Regions from separate parts of the Homo sapiens genome. Here region 1 is linked to region 2. Evidence: chromatin contacts called from ENCODE Hi-C or POLR2A ChIA-PET data. All regions are on one chromosome and are shown on one strand. The core of a region is the stretch at or near the end of the contact, and the rest is flanking DNA. Distances in the headings are between cores, read along the strand shown. Region 1 has its middle 29 kb from the start of PDE3B. Region 2 has its middle 56 kb from the start of PSMA1.

Region 1 (7,542 bases), core at 170-2,669, 34 kb after region 2:
TTAAAATGAGGTTAGTGGTCAATAAATGTTAACAATTATATAGCAAAAGAATTGAAAAATTGAGATGAAAATTAGCTATGTTCTGTGCATAGCTAAAGTGGAAAAGTATAAATAGTAGAGCTAGGGCAACAAAACAAATTCTACAATGAAGGATTTTTTGTTTCTCAGTTTTTAGAGTAAAACTCTATGCCTTAAACTGTCCTTAAAATCATCTATGAATACAGCCTGTCTCCGATATGGAACCGGCCTCTTGACAAATGAATACAATTAGGTCAGGTGTGCATTTTTTTGTTGGATCCCAGGACCACAGAATTGGGTTAATCCTAATCTTTGGTAATGACACATACTCCTCACTAGATTGTTCCTTCCTTTCCTCCTTCCCACCCTCCCTTCCATGCTCTCTCTCTCTTCTCTCCTTCTCTCCCTTTCTGCTCTGCCATCTTCCCAACTTTGTCTCTTTTCAAGGGAGTCTTGTAACATTGATACCTTATTTTGAGTGGAATAGAACTTTTGGATTCTCCAGCCTCTATCCCCTTCCTTTCCCAGGCAATTGTCTTTATTTGTGCTGAGTTTGGAGTTGGAATAAACACTGAAAGTGACAGACTTGCCACATCTGGAGGAAAAAACAGCTGTTTTTTGGTTTCCCCCAAAATTGTAAGTGCATCTCTAAAGCTGAAAGGAAGTGCATGGTTTTGACTCAAACTCTGCCCTGTTTGCCAGCCCCAGGGAGTCTTGGTTGAGCTAGGAGGAATGTAACAAAACCTGACAACAGACAAGTATGATGTGGTGTGAAGTTTTATTATGAAACTTATGTGTAGTTCTGCTTTTCACCCAGTTGTGTCATAGGAAAACAAAACATTCATTTCAGTTTTTGCTAACCATGGTGTTTAGAATAGCAGAAAAATATAATTTGTATTTAAATATTATGTAGTGTAACACACAATTCTCATAAGATGTTGAAATTGTAGTATGTATTGATTCATAAGTCAGTTTTAAACTATTTCCTTACTTTCCTTCAATTGAAAGTATGATCATATATGTATTATCGTGTACAATATATCTATATAAAATATATACATTTAAAACAGGAAAGAGACATTTAATTATCATATAAGCAGTTTATCTGCATTAAAGAAACATTAGATAAAGCAGAAAATTAGAAAAAAAATGTATGGAGCAGTTTCTTAATTCATTCTACTAGCAACTGATATTGTGCTAGGTGAAAAGAAAAATACATAGATGACTAGGACATAGACTGTACCCTCTAGGAAAGAGATATAAATAAAATATTTTTTAAATATTCAACAGAAATTTAAAATTTGTCAAGCATTTTTAGTATCCTCTGTATCTTCCTGCTACCTTTAACTTAGTCATTTAGAGTAGGCTATGTTTACCCAGAGATCATATGATCTGTGGGTGACTGGGCCTGGTCATAATTTAACTTGAGGTCCAGTCCTCTTTAGACCATGTGCCTATACTTCCTTCCTTAGAAAGGGCAGGAGTTAGGAAGAAATCTTTCCATTTATTTTGTGGGCCGGGCGGGCTGGGCAGATGAGTGATAAAAGATGCAGTGTCAATGGTGCCCATTGAAGACAAGGAACTACATTAAGATGGAGATAGGGAAGGAACATGGTTATGCAGTGTATTAATGACTCATTCCAAATTTCACTGGATGGACAACCACCAAAGCAGAACATTTTTTCTAAAGTTATTTTGAATAGAGGATTTTAACAAATAAAGTCTGTAATAAAGTTAATAATGTAAAATACAGTAATAAAGTCAATAATTTTAAATAGGTTTATTAAGTCACATATTGGTCATGTATAAAGTTAGGAGTTAAAAATCAATTTTTTTTTAAAAATTGAGATGGAGTCTTGCTCCAGGGAGGCAGAGGTTGCAGTGAGCCGAGATGGTGCCCAGGCTGGACTGCAGTGGCACCATCTCGGCTCACTGCAACCTCTGCCTCCCAGGTTCAAGTGATTCTCATGTCTCAGATTCCCAAGTAGCTGGGATTACAGGTGTGCACCAACATGCCCAGCTAAATTTTTTGTATTTTTAGTAGAGACGGGGTTTCACCATGTTGGCCAGTCTGATCTCAAACTTCTGACCTCAGGTGATCTGCCCACCTCGGCCTCCCAAAGTGCTGGGATTATAGGCGTGAGCACTGTGCCCAGCCAAAAATCAACTGGTTCTACTGTGCCTCATTATGTGGTATTAAGGACAGACTTCCATTGGTTTCAGATAATCAGAACTATATTTCTGAGATTTCAAAATAATTATGTAGGAAATTACACAAAAGAAGTAAAGTAGTGAAACCCTATACCTGTGCTCATTTTATACAGCAAAGAACTGGAAGAACAGTATTTCAGTTCTTTTTAAGTAAGGTGGTTGAGGCCTCTGGACACAAAGGAGAAACAGGCAGTTGTCTAAATAATTCTGGCATCTTCCACAAATGAAACAAAAGTAGACCATTTGTAATTCTCTTGATTACAGTTTTTCATACATTTATATATGAATATCACATTTATAACAAAATCAAAATTACTTTATCACACTCTGCTGCTTTCATTTATCCTTCTACCTATCCATTCATCCAGTAAATATTTATATTGAACTTACTATGAGAAAAGAACTCTGCTTGTCACAGTATTATCAAATGTCTCAGTTGAAGAACAATTGCATGTCACTGGGATATGGGTTTAAATAATAAAATGAAGCTTTCATGGAAAATTTGGATATTATTTACAAAATAACCAAGTGTTAAATATAACAAGCAAACAGTACTCAGTTTTAAAAACTGAGGGTTGTTTGTTTTTTTAAAAAATACTCCTAAACTACCATGCAATTCTGAGTTAGGAGTTTCTATTATTAACAAACAGATGAAAAACTCTCCCCTGGTAAGAAGTGTCATCAGTGGATTTATTTCTAACTCTGTGGTTTATTTCATTATATGATGAGTAACATTTTTTCCTTTGTTACAGAGGTTGAGAAAAATTTGGTGAATATGTTTCATATAAGCTGAAAAAAAAAACCCCAAATAATGAATTGTTCTTCTTCAGACTGTATATCTGGCTCCTAGATCTCTCTTCAGAGCCTGGCCTTCTACTGTTCATTGCCAACTAGATATTTCTGTTAGTGATCCATAGGCATAATAAACTCAGTACGCAGAAAGATGAAATCCATGCAGTCTCACACAAAGCTACTCTGCTTGAATTTTCTCTCCTAATTAATAGTACCACCATCGATCTAGTTTCTCAAGCTAGAAATTTGATTCTCATCTAGAGCCTGCCTTTTTCTGCATTCCTCATAGTTACTAGGTCATCCAGTTCTGTTCATTAAATCTTCAGAAAATGCCTAGAATCTTTGCTTCCTTATCACTGCCACTGCTTTAGTTCCATTCACCTTTATCTTGCCTGGACTATGGCAAAGATCCCCAAAATGATCTTCCTGCCTTTAGTCTTTCAGTACTCTAGTCCATCCTTTACACTGCCATTGGAGGGATCTTTTTCTAACTTAAACTATGCTCATGTCACTCTCTTTCTCTGAAAGTTTCTGAGCGGATCCTCATTAACTACAGGATCGAGTCCAGTCATTTTAGCATGGCACTTAAGAGCCTTTATAATCTGATCCTAACTTTTCTTTTCAGACCCATCTCTCCAAAAGCATCATGTGCTTCTGCCAAATGGGATTGCTTGTCTGAATATATAGCCCATGCAAGTTCTTTTGTATATCTATGAGATATTGACAATGCTATCCTTTTGCCTAAAATGTCTTATTCACTTCTCTATTTGGTAAACCCCTACTTATCCTTCAGTGCCTATCTCAAATATAACCTCCTTTAAAAGGTCTTTTATGAAATCTTAAGAAAGTGTTAGTCCCTTCGCTTCTGTGCTGGGTTGTTCTTTGCTGGCCACTTGAGATCCCCTCTCCAGCATTCTCTACTTGCCCTGCGTCCTCAGAGGTTGACCTCTTTGGATGACAGTAACAGGTTTCCTTGTCCTCTGACTTTCTGGTAGATTTGAACAGTGGGACACGCTGAAAGAAACTCAGAGGACAGAAGAGTACAATTGTAATATTTTCCTACATCCCTCTCTTCCAGGCCTTGGATTGGCAGGGGCTGCATTACCTGAAACAGAGTTCCTGTGAGGTAGCTCTCTCCTATAGCTTGCTTTCTGAAGTTTGGTAATAGCTCTTTCCCTTTGTTTCTTCAGGCCTAGGTGTAGGAGCAATTTTCACTGTTGATGCTTCACTGTCCTTAACTGCCTATACCTTTGTAAATAAATTCCTTATTAAACTCTCTTTAATCACTCCTTTTCAGTATGCCATCTGTTTCCTGTCCTGACTGGTCCACTTCTGTGGTACCATTTAGATCTCTTTTTAACTGTACTTAATACTTTGTATTCCAATTGTTTTAGCCTACCTGTTTGTTTCCCTCATTGAACTCCTGAAAGGCAGATCTGAATCCAGGGAAAGAATCATTGTGACTAGGTGGGAAAGAGCCTTCTCTTCCTAGGAGGGTTTTGCAAAGACCGCAGTAGGACACGCAGAGGCCAGAGCAAGAGGGGATCTCTAGAATGTGCAGATAACCTGAGGGACATGGGATTAATCTTTGAGAATCAAGTAAAGAGCTGCCTGCCTGCCTTACCCATGGAAATCAGAGGCATCAACCTCAAACCAATTTGGGCTGAAGTCTGAGATGCTTGGCCTGGCATCTGGCACCTACTGATACAATCTTCCAAATTTCATCCAGTAAAGAGCCAAGAACTATAAACAAAAGGGCAACGACTGTAAGAACTGTGTAAGATTTCTTAAACTTCCCTAACTATTGGAGGTGAGAGTTGGAGGATCCCAACAGTTTTTTTTTTTTTTTTTTTTGAGACAGAGTCTTGCTCTGTCACCCAGGCTGGAGTGCATGGTGCCATCTTGGCTCACTGCAACCTTCACCTACCAGGCTCAAACTATTCTTGTGCCTCAGCCTCTGAGTAGCTGTGATTACAGGCAAGCACTACCATGCCCGGCTAATTTTTATACTTTTAGTAGGGATGGAGGTCTCACCATGTTGGCTAGGCTGGTCTCGAACTCCTGACCCAAATGATCTGCCTGCCTCGGCCTTCCAAAGTGCTAAGACTACAGGTGTGAACCACTGTGCCCGATCAGATCCCAATAAATATTAATAACACTTTTTCCTGCTTGAGTTTTCAACAAATTGAGAAATAAGATTACAATAGATAAAGGTTAAAATAATAATAATAGTAATGATAGCTCAAACTTCTGGAGAAGTTATTTTGTAACAGGCACTGTTCTATGTGCTTTAGATATGTTAAATCACTTAATCCTCACATCATCCTGTGAGTAGATACTATTAGCCCTATTTTGTAGGTGGAGAAATTGAAGCCCCAGGGAGGTTAAGCAACTGACCCAAAGTCTCATGGCTATTATTAAGTAGCAAACCCAGGGTATGAACCAGTTTGGCTCCAGAGTCTATGCACCTAACCACTACATTATATTGCCTCTTGAGAAATAACACATTTAGTACAGATTAAACTGATGGTGGAGAATGTCGTTTGTATCTATGAACAAAAGGGATTCCTAATAGTGAACCCCTAGTCACAGACAGTGCTGGACTTCTCTAGGCTTCCTTACATGAAGCCAGTCTGTGAAAAACACAGGGCATGGAAGAACAGAAGTTATCTTCTTTTCAGGCTGCCTGCTGAGAGTGGGTGTGGAGGGAGAAAATAAGGGGCTTGTGTTGCATGCCCACTTTCTTTTTTCATACTAATCAATCAGATTAAGTAATTTCTCCTTCTCTGGGAAGGAAAGAGTTGAGGGGTGGACAAAGTTTAGGGAATACCACACTAGTGGAATCTTCTCCATCTGGAAGGAAACACCAAAAATTGGGAAGGGATATTTCCCCCAATGTAGCATCCCTATATTTATTACTGTTAATTTCTTTTTTTAGTTCTCAATATCAATGCTACATTGTACTATAATCATTTGCTTGTCTGTTTCTACTTCCCCCTTCCTTCCTCAACCATGTGATTCTTAACAGCAGAAATCTTTTTCTATTAATCTCTGTTTCTCCAGTGACTGGCACAGGGTAAGCACTCAATAATTGCTTGTTAAATGAAAGAGTGAATAGACATTTCTCTCTAATTCTGAGAGAATACAGAAGTAAGAATTTAATACACACTAAGACTGTTAGCTCAGAAATAGGTTAGCTGCTTCAGAAAATCAGCTACTTGGTTTGAGTTCATCTTCAGCCTCTTTATTGTCCTTTTTTTTTGAAATATATATATACATATATATACGTATATATATATATGTGTGTGTGTGTGTGTGTGTGTGTATATGGGGTTAACAAGTGAGCTGGACAAGCTGAAAGCTTCTTACTGTTACCGCTGCTGTGACTCATGGCTTTACTGAAACTGGAATCAGGAGAGGTGTAAGGAACAACACAGCCTGGGAGCTTGGCACATACCTTGATTATTCCTTGCCTAGGAGAGAGAAGTACAGTGTGGAGGACATGGGCTTTGGTGTCAACCTGGTTTTGAAAATCTATTTTGCAACTTACTAGCTGATGACTTTGGCCAGATTATGTTTGTAGCATAGAAACTATGTTCTAGTAGTTTTTAGGCAATTTCCTTCTGTGAGGACATCATTTGCTTTTCAGAAAGATTCCCATTTGACCGCTTTTATGGAATTACTCATGCTCTAGCCTATGGCCTCCTTTTCCATTTTTGAAATATGCCTGCTTTATCTTCCAGACATCAGATTCTGCTGTCTGATAGCATGTAATTATCGAGAAATGTGATTATTCCTCTTACTTCTTTAATTTATCCTGCTTTTCTAGCTTGTGATTGTATCTCAATTAACTATTTCCTTAGTTACTGATTGACTTAATGGAATCCAGCTTCATTGACATAATTTGTGAACTTTGGCTACCACTAACATCTGTTTGAACCACAGTAGCCTGTCAAATTGCCCTGATATGTTTATTGCCTCTTCTAGAACTGCTGAAGTTTACTATCAATGGTCACTTCAAAAATGAATCAGTTATTTTAGCCTCTCAGTAGAGTTATCCAAATGTAATACATGTTTCCTTGAACAATCAAGCCTGTATGTTTTGTACCTGGTAACACATATTTCTGGGAATACTATATGGAATTATCCAAATCCTAAGCATCTAAAGGAATTGTCATTTATAAACCAGGACACAAAAATTAGTATTTTAAAGATGTCACCAAGGCCTGGTTTTCCAAAACTGAACTCCTACTGCATTACATTATAGACAAATGACAACTTGTTGTTAACTGGCTTCCATTTATTATTCCTTTCATGGTCCTACTATTCCAATGAGTTAAGTTCATACTGTTTTTCAAAGTTTGATTCACAAATTCAGAAACTATTCCCTGAAGGATACTAAACAGTAAGTAACAGTGACATTTGCTCACATTTGTGTATGATTTTACAGTTTATAAAGTATTTTTGCATCCATTTTCTCACTGGATTTAAGTTCTGTAACAGATGATCTTATACAGGCAT
Region 2 (7,385 bases), core at 4,262-6,761:
CCTCCCTAACTCATTTTATGAGGCCAGCATCATCCTGATACCAAGCCTGGCAGAGACACAACAAAAAAAGAGAATTTTAGATCAATATCCCTGATGGACATCGATGCAAATATCCTCAATAAAATACTGGCAAACCGAATCCAGCAGCACATCAAAAAGCTTATCCACCATGATCAAGGGGGCTTCGTCCCTGGGATGTAAGGCTGGCTCAATGTATGCAAATCAATAAACATAATCCAGCATATAAACAGAACCAAAGACAAAAACCACATGATTATCTCAATAGATGCAGAAAAGGCCTTTGACAAAATTCAACAGGCCTTCATGCTAAAAACTCTCAATAAATTAGGTATTGATGGGACATATCTCAAAATAATAAGAGCTATTTATGACAAACCCACAGCCAATATCATATTGAATGGGCAAAAACTGGAAGCATTCCCTTTGAAAACTGGCACAAGACAGGGATGGCCTCTCTCACCACTCCTATTCAATATACTATTGGAAGTTCTGGCCAGGGCAATCAGGCAGGAGAAAGAAATAAAGGGTATTCAATTAGGAAAAGAGGAAGTCAAATTGTACTTGTTTGCAGATGACATGATTGTATATCCAGAAAACCCCATCGTGTCAGCCCAAAATCTCCTTAAGCTGATAAGCAACTTCAGCAAAGTCTGGAACTTATTGGGAACTGGAGCAAAGGTCACTTTTGTTATGCATTAGCAAAGAGCCTGGCGGTAGTGTGCCCCTGCTCTAGACATCTGTGGAACTTTGAATTTGAGATATATGATTTAGAGTATCGGGCAGAAGAAATTTCTAAGCAGCAAAACATTCAAGAATTGCCCTGGCTGCCTCTAAAATTCTATGTTCATATGCATGAACAAAGAAATAACCTGAAACTGGAACTTATATTTAAAAGAGAAGCAGAGTATAAAAGTTTGGAAAATTCACAGCCTGGCCATGTGGTAGAAAAGAAACACCCATTTTCAGGGAAGGAATTAAAGGAGGCTGCAGAAATTTGCATATCTCAAAGAGAGGGAAGTACTAGTAGCCAAGACAATGGGAAAAAGACCCTGAAGATATTTTACAGACCTTCACAACAGCCTCTCTTATCACAGGTCCAGAGGCCTAGGAGGGAAAAATGATTTTGTGGGTCAGGCCCAGGGCACACTGCTCCCTACATCCCAGCCACTCCAGCTCCAGATGTGGCTCAAAGTTACCCAGGTACTTGGGCTGCTGCTTCAGAAGGTGCAAGCCATAAGCCTTGGTAGCTTTCACACGGTGTTAAGCCTGCAGGTGCACATAGTGCAAGAGTTGAGGCTTGGATGCCCCTGCCTAGATTTCAGAAGACGTATGGTGATATGGTTTGGCTGTGTTCTCACCCAAATCTCATCTTGAATGGTAGTTCCCATAATCCCCATGTGTTGTGGGAGAGACCCAGTGGGAGGTAATTGAATGATGGGGGTGGTTACCCCCATCTCCTGATTGTGAGTTTTCATGAGATCTGATGGTTTTATAAGGGGCTTTTCCTGCTTTGGTCAGCACTTCTTTCCCCTGCCACCATGTCAAGAAAGACATGTTTGCTTCCCCTTCCACAATAATTATAAGTTTCCTGAGGCCTCCTTAGCCATGCAGAACTGTGAGTCAATTAAACTTCTTTCCTTTATAAATTACCGAGTCTTGGGTATTATCTTTGCAGCAATGTGAGAATGGACTTATACAGTAAATTGGTACCACTATAGTGGGGTGCTGCTATAAGGATACTAAAAAATGCAGAAGTGACTTTGGAACTGGGTAACAGGCAGAGGTTGGAACAGTTTGGAGGGCTCAGAAGAAGAAAGGAAAATGTTGGAAACTTTAGCACTTCCTAGAGACCTGTTGAAGGGCTTTGACCAAAATGCTGATAGTGATATGGACAATGAAGTCCCAGGCTGCGGTGATCTCAGATTGAGATGAGAAACTTGTTGGGAACTGGAGATGAACTCTTGCTTTGCTTTAGCAAAGAGACTGGCGGAATTTTACCCCTGCCCTAGAGATCTGTGGAACTTTGAACCTGGGGGAGATGATTTAGGGTATCCAGCAGAATAAATTTCTTTTTTTAAATTTTAAAAAAATTTATTATAGTTTAATTATAATACTTTAAATTCTAGGGTACATATGCACAATGTGCAGGTTTGTTACATATGTATACATGTGCCATGTTGGTGTGCTGCATCCATTAACTCGTCATTTACATTAGGTATATCTCCTAATGCTATCCCTCCCCCCTACCCCCACCCCACCTCAGGCCACAGTGTGTGATGTTCCCCACCCTGTGTCCATGTGTTCTCATTCTTCAATTCCCACCTACGAGTTAGAACATGCGGTGTTTGGTTTTCTGTCCTTGGGATAATTTGCTCAGAATGATGGTTTCCAGCTTCCTCCATGTCCCTACAAAGGACATGAACTCATCCTTTTTTATGGCTGCATAGTATTCCATGGTGTATATGTGCCACATTTTCTTCATCCAGTCTATCATTGTTGGACATTTGGGTTGGTTCCAAGTCTTTGCTATTGTGAATAGTGCCGCAATAAACATACGTGTGCATGTGTCTTTATAGCAGCATGATTTATAATCCTTTGGGTATATACCCAGTAATGGGATTGCTGGGTCAAATGGTATTTCTAGTTCTAGATCCTTGAGGAATCACCACACTGTCTTCCACAATGGTTGAACTAGTTTACAGTCCCACCAGCAATGTAAAAGTGCTCCTATTTCTCCACCTCCTCTCCAGCACCTGTTGTTTCCTGACTTTTTAATGATCACCATTCTAACTGGTGTGAGATGGTATCTCATTGTGGTTTTGATTTGTATTTCTCTGATGGCCAGTGATGATGAGCATTTTTTCATGTGTCTGTTGCCTGCATAAATGTCTTCTTTTGAGAAGTGTCTGTTCATATCCTTTGCCCACTTTTTGATGGGGTTGTTTGATTTTTTCTTGTATATTTGTTTTTTTCTTGTAAATTTGTTTAAATTCTTTGTAGATTCTGGATATTAGCCCTTTGTCAGATGGGTAGATTGTAAAAATTTTCTCCCATTCTGTAGGTTGCCTGTTCTCTCTGATGGTAGTTTCTTTTGCTGTGCAGAAGCTCTTTAGTTTAATTAGATCCCATTTGTCAATTTTGGCTTTTGTTGCCATTGCTTTTGATGTTTTAGTCATGAAGTCCTTGCACATGCCTATGTCCTGAATGGTATTGCCTAGGTTTTCTTCTAGGGTTTTTATGGTTTTAGGTCTAACATTTAAGTCTTTAATCCATCTTGAATTAATTTTTGTATAAGGTGTAAGTAAGGGATTCAGTTTTAGCTTTCTACATATGGCTAGCCAGTTTTCCCAGCACCATGTATTAAATAGGGAATCCTTTCCCCATTTCTTGTTTTTGTCAGGTTTGTCAAAGATCAGATGGTTGTAGATGTGTGGTATTATTTCTGAGGGCTCTGTTCTGTTCCATTGATCTATATCTCTGTTTTGGTTCCAGTGACATGCTGTTTTGTTTACTGTAGCCTTGTAGTATAGTTTGAAGTCAGATAGCATGATGCCTCCAGCTTTGTTCTTTTGGCTTAGGATTGTCTTGGCAATGCAGGCTCTGTTTTGGTTCCACGTGAACTTTAAAGTAGTTTTTTCCAATTCTGTGAAGAAAGTCATTGGTAGCTTGATGGGGATGGCATTGAATCTATAAATTACCTTGCGCAGTATGGCCATTTTCATGATATTGATTCTTCCTATCCGTGAGCATGGAATGTTCTTCCATTTCTTTGTGTCCTCTTTTATTTCGTTGAGCAGTGTTTTGTAGTTCTCCTTGAAGAGGTCCTTCACATCCCTTGTAAGTTGGATTCCTAGGTATTTTATTCTCTTTGAAGCAACTGTAAATGGCAGTTCACTCATGATTTGGCTCTCTGTTTGTCTGTTATTGGTGTATAAGAATGCTTGTGATTTTGCACATTGCTTTTGTATCCTGAGCTAACACTTGCTAAATGCCAGTCACTGTTCTAAGAAATCAGTATGTTATTTACTAACTTATTTGATTCCATGAAAGCCCTATAAGATAGGTCACTATTATTATCTTCATTTTACAGAGGAGAAATCTGCTCATGGTTCTGTAGTGGTACAGATGAGAAAACAATTAAGTAATCTGCTCATGGTTGCGCTGCCATTAAGTAGTGAAGGCAGGATCTGAACTCAGGTACTCCAGTCTCATAAAGAACATGCTTTAATACTACTACTAATTTTCTCCTTCCAATGATGATCTTTCCTCCATTCTACCTCTGCTATCCACTTCCACTGTCATACTGTGAACCCTCACATCACCTCAACCTGCCTCATCTTGAAATCACTAATTCAGGCATCTCACCCTCTGACCAACTTCCTGTCTCTCCAGAGAAGTTATAAAACAACAATAAAAGTAATAGTAATAATAGCATTTATATAGCCTAAGTGCTCTTCACAAGTTAACTTATTTATTCCTCACAATTCCCTGGCAAATGTAGGTATTATTACAACTGTTTTACAGATGAGGAAATTGAGGCAAAGGAGGTTAGGTGACATGCTCAAGGCCACACAGCTTATGGGTGGCAAAGCCAGAATTTGAACCCAGACAGTCAGGCTCCAGTGTTCACATCCTTAACTATTGTGTTAAGGATGATAAGCCTGGAGTTGAGGGAAAAGTTATTATCCCACTTAGGAGTTAACAAAAAAATCCATGCCTAACTCATGTTCCAAATATTTGTTTATCTGTTTGTTTGAAAGAGCCTCTAACATGATTTGCATATTCACTCATATTGAGAACCACAAATTAGATCATTTAAACAGCCACATGTTGTCGCTCATAAGTGGGAGTTGAACAATGAGAACACATGGGCACAGGGAGGTGAACATCACACACCGGGGCCTGTTGGGGGGTTGGGGGCTAGGGGAGGGATAGCATTAGGAGAAATACCTAATGTAGATCACGGGTTGATGGGTGCAGCAAGCCACCATGGCAAGTGTATACCTTTGTAACAAACTTGCATGTTCTGCACATGTACCCCAGAGCTTAAAGTATAATTAAAAAAAAATAGTCTCCCAATCTGGAGTTCTGGTCAAGTTTAACCCTATTGTTTGTTGTCCTGCTGGCCTTGGTTAGAATTGCTTCACATAAACAGGACAGGGCTGGGCTTGAGAGTGTCAGCATTATGACTTGTCCAGTTAAATGAAAAAAGCATCATTGTCAGTAGCTTGGCAGGGCTGGAGCAAGAAAGGATGGACAAATTTCTTGATACAGACATGATACCTGACGTGTTATTACTTGTGTTCATCTGATTTAATCCAATAGCTAGGAAGAAGACTAACTGATTAGCTGGGAATAGCTCAGGGCAGCAGTTTGCAACTCATTAATATGATGGCTTCTACTATAAGAAGAAAGCAGAATGAGAAATGCAAAGTAAAGAAGGTATTCTTGGCATGGGTCCAGGGGAAAAGCAGTCTGGCTGAAACCATTCAGTTTCGTCAGTCAGGAAGCAGCTATCTACGTAAACAGGAAGTAGAGAAGGTTGCAGGAGAGGGCAGTGGTTAGTTGGTGACAAACAAGAGCTGATACCAGATGGGTGTAAGTGGTTACATGTAAAAGAGATTCTGATAGAGGCCCAGACATTGCATGTTAATTATCCCGGCCTTCTCCTGGGAGAGCTTGTTTCACCAGAGTGTCTATGCAACATGTGTTGAGTCCTATTCTCAAATAGATACTTCCTTTAGAGCCTGGTTTTTGCCAGTTGTCTGCTGGGTAGTTTTATTTTATCTCATTGAATCATCTCAACATTCTGTGAGGATGGGATTAGGTGAAGAAACCAGCTCAAAGGGATTAAGTTACCTGGCCTAAATTCATTTACATCATGCTATTATACAACACTTTGGAAACTGTCTCCTCTCTTAAAAGTAACTATTAGGTATAACCTATTAGAAAGAAGGTATGTTGACATTCTAGAGATGCCATAACAAATTGCTACAAACCTCGTGACTTAAAACAACATAAATCTATCCTTTTACTATTCTAGAGGACAGAAGTCTGAAATCAAGGTATTGGCAGGGCCATGATCCTTCTGAAGGTTCTAGAAGAGAATGCTTCTTTGCCTTGTCCAGCTTCTGATGTCTCCAGGCATTCTTTGGCTTCTAGCTACGTAACGGCGATCTCTACCTTCATCTTCATATGGCCTTTCCTCTTTGTCTTTGTCTTTTACTCTTCTGTCTGTTATAAGGATACTTGGAATTGGATTTAAAATCCATCTGGATGATCTCATTTCAAGATCCTTAACTTAATTACAGCTGCAAAGACTTTTTTTTTTTTTTTTTTTTTTTAAATAAGGTAACATTAACAGGGGCCAAGTATTAGGACATGGACACATCCTTTTTGGGGCCAACTTTCGACCAACTATAAGAGGTGTCACTATTATAATATAAATGCAGATTTTGTAGTATTTTAATAACAACTAAGGAATTGAGAGGAGTATGTCTTGATTAGAGTTTCCATGTCTAGATCTCTATTCTTTAAAAGAATAAACTTTTACAAAATGCTAGTTCCCCTAGAAACCCCCCTCAAACCTTTGGCCTATTAGAATTTCAGAGCAAGAGGGGCATGTGATGCAAAGGCACATGTACTTTGAAAATGCCCTCCAAGTGAACATGATATATCCTTCCTACAAGCTACACACCCACATGTGTTTGAGAATTGCTTCTCTGAGGAAATGCCATTCCCAGGCTGATGGATGGGTAAGAGGGAACTTCAAGGTACACTGATTGTGTGCTGAGGAAAGGGAGAGAAAAATCTGTCTGCAGTGATAATGGAGGCCACAAATTGGGTTGATCTGAAGAACCTCAAATCCAAAGAGCAGGGCTGGAAAGAAAGATCTGATTACTACAAGAGAGCGACACTGTTGCTCATGTGATCTGTCTGCAATACAAATGTAATCATGTCACTCTCGCTTGAGATCTCATTGGCTGTCTATGAATAATGGATGATTTTCAGATTCCAGAACACAACACACAAGGATTTCACAAGCTGGCTTCTACCTACTATTTTAGAATCATCTCTCACCACTCTCCCTCAAAGACTGTCTGCTCCTGCCATACTAAAATTCTTGCTATTTCTCAAACACGTCTTATCCTTTATTGCCTTCCTAGCCTTGAACATGCTGTTCCATCTGCTTGGAATGCTATTCTCTGCTGGATAATTCCTGCTACACCTCAAGACCACTTTTCCTGCCACTCCATCTTCTGTCCTGCATTAAAAAGCCTCCTTATTCTCTTCAATAAGTTGGCATCTGCCTCTGCTGTGATTCTAAGTCACTCCATTCATAGGAACTGTTGGCCTTGTGTCCC

Evidence for each region. Hi-C counts contacts between places; a loop is a spot of excess contacts on that map. ChIA-PET counts read pairs that join two places held with the same protein, here RNA polymerase II (POLR2A). Pooled maps may share reads with other maps.
Region 1: a loop to region 2 is called in a map of heart right ventricle, with 14 times the contacts of the local background. The contact joins two enhancer-like sites. A Hi-C loop is called at or near these places in 5 of 168 maps with a recorded cell type or tissue (CD4-positive, alpha-beta T cell, CD8-positive, alpha-beta T cell, HepG2 and 2 more), 5 of 37 single-sample maps with no recorded cell type and 13 of 50 pooled maps. POLR2A ChIA-PET finds 5 or more read pairs at or near these places in 14 of 52 experiments (CD4-positive, alpha-beta T cell, CD4-positive, alpha-beta memory T cell, CD8-positive, alpha-beta T cell and 10 more).

What each region holds. Positions count from the first base shown.
Region 1 is chr11:14,611,377-14,618,918 of GRCh38, forward strand. It overlaps a transcript of PSMA1 not described here. Among named protein-coding and RNA genes, the nearest start is that of PDE3B, 29 kb to the right of the region's middle. Within about 2 kb of position 1,420, at least 2 of the 41 ENCODE cell types and tissues checked have a DNase peak (open chromatin) inside an H3K27ac peak, as active enhancers do.
Region 2 is chr11:14,573,145-14,580,529 of GRCh38, forward strand. It overlaps a transcript of PSMA1 not described here. Among named protein-coding and RNA genes, the nearest start is that of PSMA1, 56 kb to the left of the region's middle. Within about 2 kb of position 5,512, at least 10 of the 41 ENCODE cell types and tissues checked have a DNase peak (open chromatin) inside an H3K27ac peak, as active enhancers do.